Linked DNA regions of Homo sapiens: region 1 is linked to region 2. Evidence: chromatin loops called from intact Hi-C (ENCODE). Cell type or tissue: psoas muscle. All regions are shown on one strand. Region 1 overlaps GON4L (gon-4 like). Region 2 overlaps KHDC4 (KH domain containing 4, pre-mRNA splicing factor).

Region 1 (2,500 bases), 150 kb after region 2:
GGAAACACTCAAATTCAGTCATCTCCCTGTTGGGAATAGGTTTGAGGAACCACTGGCCAACCTGTTAAATGAACAACATCGGACAGTGAAGGAGCTATTTGAACAGCTGAAGATGAAGAAATCTTCAGCCAAACAGCTGCAGGAAGTAGAGAAGGTTAAACCCCAGAGTGAGAAAGTTCATCAGACTCTGATTCTGGACCCAGCACAGAGGAAGAGACTCCAGCAGCAGATGCAGCAGGTAGGACTTTTCTTGGTCATGTTAACATTGGATTTTTTTTTTTGAGACAGAGTCTGGCTCTGTCTCCCAGCCTGGAGTGCAGTGGCCCGATATCGGCTCACTTCAACCTCTGCTTTCTGGGCTCAAGCATTTCTCCTGCCTCAGCCTCCCAAGTAGCTGGGATTACAGGCATCCACCACCACACCCAGCTAATTTTTGTATTTTTAGTAGAGACAGGGTTTCACCATATTGGCCAGGCTGGTCTCGAACTCCTGACCTTGTGATCCGCCCGCCTCGGCCTCCTAAAGTGCTGGGATTACAGGCGTGAGCCACTGCGCCCTGCTGTTAATACTGGATTATACCAAGGCCTAACTCTGAGGCCAGAAATTAACAGCTTTGTAAAAGTCAGAGATAGTTACCTTACCACCTCCTAAAACCATAGTATCTTCACATCATTAGGAGCTCGAGAAGTCATCATGTTCATGCCTTATGGCTCAAGGAAGAGAGCACACAAGGACACTAATGGTATTCAGAAATATAGATTTCAAAGAGTCCTTAGTAATCTATTCTGAAATTTAACAACCTTCACTGTGAGAAGTAGGTTTGTTTTTCCTTTTTCTAACCTCAGTCCCTCTGGATTGAGGTTAAGCTTCCTCTGGTTCTGTCATTTTGTTCAAGGGAACATGTCTGAGAGATTTATGCCAAGATCCTATGTTATTTTCATACTCCTTTCAGAAAGCAAAATATATGTGATAAAGTTGCAAACATCTTGGTTATTGTCTCTCTGGGGGCTGGGTTACGGTGGCTCACACCTGTAATCCCAGCACTTTGGGAGGCTGAGGTGGGAGGATTGCTTGAGCCAGGGAGTTCGAGAGCAACCTGAGCAACATAGTGAGACCCTGTCTCTGCAAAAAATAAAAATAAATTAGCCAGGCATGGTGCCATGCATCTGTGGTCCCAGCTACTCAGGAGGCTGAGGTGGGAGGATTGCTTGAGCACAGGAAGTTGAGAGGGCGTGGAGCCATGATTGCATCACTGCACATCAGCCTGAGTGACAGAGAGAGATCCTTTCTCCAAGAAGAAAAAAAAAAAAGATCTCTCTGGATTCCTGAAATGACAATGTGGTAACATGTCACTTCATCATTTTCTTTCCATCCCCAGCACGTTCAGCTCTTGACCCAAATCCACCTTCTTGCCACCTGCAACCCCAACCTCAATCCGGAGGCCACTACCACCAGGATATTTCTTGTAAGTTTCCAAATATCCATAACTCTAAAGACTAGAGTATGAAATTAGCTTGGCAGGTTATTTCTCAGTTATTCACTGATCATAATCTATATTTATTCTTCTCTCGGGTATTTTTGATTGTTTTGCCTGCTTTCTGTTAAGGCTTCCTGTGTTTGCTGAGAGAACGTAAGCCACTGATTCCCATGAAAGGACAAGGAGTGTATTCAATTTTCTTAATACTGTCTTTCTGATATTTTTATTGAATCCTCCTCATCTTTAGATCCAACCTAACTTCTTAGGTTTTTGGTACCACTGTTCGTTTTATAGATGTTGAGACTGGGCACGGTGGCTATGCCTGTAATCCCAGCACTTTGAGAAGCCAAAGCAGGCAGATTATATGACCCCAGTAGTTCCAGACTAGCTGGGGCAACATGCCGAAAGCCCGTCTCTACAAAATACAAAAATTAACCAGATGTGGTGGTGCGTACCTGTAGTCTCAGCTACTTGGGAGGCAGAGGTGGAAGGATAGCTTGAGCCTAGGAGGTGAGGGTTACAGTGAGCTGAGATCGCGCCACTGCACTCAAGCCTGGGCAGCAGAGTGAGACCCAGTCTCAAAATAAATAAATAAATAAAATAAAAGTAATAGTCCTAATTCTTGGCTGGGTGCGGTGACTTGTGCCTGTAATCTCAGCACTTTGGTAGGCTGAGGTGGCTGGATCACTTGAGGTCAGGAGTTCGAGAACAGCTTGACCAACATGGTGAAATCCAGTCTCTACTTAAAATACAAAAAATAGCCGGGCGTGGTAGCGGGCGCCTGTAATTAATCCCAGCTACTCGGGAGGTAGATGGAGAAGAATCGCTTGAGCCCAGGAAGTGGAGACTTCAGTGAGTCAAGATCGCACCACTACGCTCCAGCCTGGGCGACAGAGCGAAACTCCGTCTCGAAAAAAAAAAAAAAAATGAGTCCTCATTCTTCATAATCTTACTTCTAGTTCAGGAGCTAGACCATATATTCCTTAGTGTTTCTCACTAAGTCTAAAAGTAAAACAAGAATAC
Region 2 (2,500 bases):
ATATTCTAGAAAGGAGATTGATAGAGCAGAAGGTATACATGTTGTACATTTTGAAGTTAGTGGTTTTAATTTGTATTTGTAAACTTGATGACAACTGGAGGACTAAGAAGGCTGAGTCTGATGAAGTAAGACTTTGCTGATACATTCCTCCTAGAAAAAAGGGTTGGAGAGAGCAGCCTTCACTGAAGAGTATCACAGGGCTGACTGTACTACCCAACACTCTACCCCAGTTTTACAGGAGACTGTCTTTGCTATAATTTCTTATTGACTTATTTCAAAGATTGAGGATTTAATTATATATTCTGTTTAATCTGAAGTATTCTGTTCTTCCTACAGATGCATTATGTTCAAGATAAATTATTTGTGGGTCTAGAACATGCTGTACCCACTTTTAATGTCAAGGAGAAGGTGGAAGGTCCAGGCTGCTCCTATTTGCAGCACATTCAGATTGAAACAGGTGCCAAAGTCTTCCTGCGGGGCAAAGGTTCAGGCTGCATTGAGCCAGCATCTGGCCGAGAAGCTTTTGAACCTATGTATATTTACATCAGGTATGGATGGATAGGGCAGGGGACATGTGAATTCTTGTCAACTTGTTGGTACAGTCAGGAGTGATTCAGAAGGAGCAAGAGAAAACTGGGTGTAATTAATAGTAATGAGGGATTTAGATAAATGCTAGGAGTAATTACTTTATAATTAGTTAAAGAAATTGTAGAATTGGGGCACGGTGGCTCATGCCTGTAATCCCAACACTTCTGGAGGCCAAGGCGTAGGACCACTTGAGCCCAGGAGTTTGAGGCCAGCCTGGGCAACATAGCAAAACCCCATCTCTCCAAAAAAATTTTAAAAATTAGGCGGGCACGGTGGCTCACACCTGTAATCCCAGCACTTTGGGAGGCCGAGGCGGGTGGATCACGAGGTCAGGAGATCGAGACCATCCTGGCTAACAAGGTGAAACCCCGTCTCTACTAAAAATAAAACAAAAAAAATTAGCCGGGTGTGGTGGCAGGCGCCTGTAGTCCCAGCTACTCAGGAGGCTGAGGCAGGAGAATGGCGTGAACCCGGGAGGTGGAGCTTGCAGTGAGCTGAGATTGCGCCACTGCACTCCAGCCTGGGTGACAGAGCGAGACTCCATCTCAAAAAAAAAAAAAAATTAGCCAGGTGTTATGGTGTACACCTTAATCCCAGCTGCTCAGTAGGCTGAGGCAGGAGGATGGCTTGAGCCCAGGAGATTAAGGCTGCAGGTAGCTGTGTTTGCACCACTGCACTCCAGACTGGGTGACTGAGTGAGACCCTGTCTTAAAAAAAAAACCAGGTGCGGTGGCTCACACCTGTAATCCCAGCACTTTGGGAGGCCGAGGCAGGCGGATCACTTGAGGTCAGGAGTTCGAGACTACCCTGGCCAACATGGTGAAACCCTGACTCTCCTAAAAGTATAAAAATTAGCCAGGTGTGGTGGCAGGCACCTATAATCCCAGCTATTCAGCAGGCTGAGGTAGGAGAATTGCTTGAACCCTGGAGGCGGAGGTTGCAGTGAGCTGAGACTGCTCCATTGCACTCCAGCCTGGGCAACAGAGCAAGACTCCATCTCAAAAAAAAAAAAAAAAAGAGAAATTATTGAATTAGGAGACGGAATTATCTCTTTAGTATTCAAGTCCTTTGGTTTTGTACAAGTCTGTACAAAAGTGAATCTTGGCCTGTAATCCCAGCACTTTCAGGGCCGAGGCGGATGAATCAGGTCAGGAGATTGAGACCATCCTGGCTAATACAGTGAAATCCCGTTTCTACTAAAAATAAAACAAAAAAATTAGCCAGGCATGGTGGCAGGCGCCTGTAGTGCCAGCAACTCGGGGGCTGAGGCAGGAGAATGACGTGAACCCAGGAGGTGGAGCTTGCAGTGAGCTGAGATCGCGCCACTGCACTCCAGCCTGGGCAACAGAGCAAGATTCTGTCGCCTCCTGCCTCAGCGTCCCAAGTAGCTGGGACTATAGGCACCCGCCAACATGCCCGGCTAATTTTTTGTATTTTTAGTAGAGATGGGGTTTCACCGTGTTAGCCAGGATGGTCTCGATCTCCTGACCTCGTGATCCGCCTGTCTCGGTCTCCCAAAGTGCTGGGATTACAGGCGTGAACCACCACGCCCGGCCAAAAAAAAGCAAATCTTAAAGTGAGCTGTGATAAGTCTGAAATAATTTTCATTTAAACCTATGTCAATATTAATACGTTTTATAGTAATTTTATGAACTTTAAACATTTTTATATCGAGAAGTACCATTACTCAGAGAAAGACTAATAAAATATTTGTGGTAATGATAGTGGTTATATCTTAAAAGACTTATGTTTTGTGTTTCTGTTTTGTGATTTTCAGAGGCCTAGATTTGAGCTACAGTGAATGTATTAATGTAGATATGTAAAATAGCATGGAAAATGAAAGCAGAATTCTGCATCTTTTATTTATTTTTCTCTCCTTTGAATTCCTGGTTATTTCTTTGCAGTCACCCCA

The links. Hi-C counts contacts between places; a loop is a spot of excess contacts. Peaks named below come from ENCODE experiments on the same cell type or tissue, not always from the same donor. Only the 100,000 strongest peaks of a DNase experiment are listed, where the experiment ranks them.
Region 1: a loop joins it to region 2, with 2.2 times the contacts of the local background. A loop is called at or near these places in 3 of 110 quality-filtered maps.

Annotation. Positions count from the first base shown.
Region 1 is chr1:155,775,360-155,777,859 of GRCh38, reverse strand. It overlaps GON4L (gon-4 like), which reads left to right. Exons shown (of 32, transcript NM_001282860.2): 15 at 40-238; 16 at 1,379-1,465. Among named protein-coding and RNA genes, the nearest start is that of GON4L, 81 kb to the left of the region's middle. In psoas muscle, no CTCF peak of the experiment used is centred here; a DNase peak (open chromatin) is centred at 1,219.
Region 2 is chr1:155,923,680-155,926,179 of GRCh38, reverse strand. KHDC4 (KH domain containing 4, pre-mRNA splicing factor) reads left to right here. Exons shown (of 14, transcript NM_014949.4): 7 at 337-548; 8 at 2,493-2,500. It also overlaps SCARNA4. Among named protein-coding and RNA genes, the nearest start is that of SNORA80E, 4.9 kb to the right of the region's middle. In psoas muscle, no CTCF peak of the experiment used is centred here; no DNase peak of the experiment used is centred here.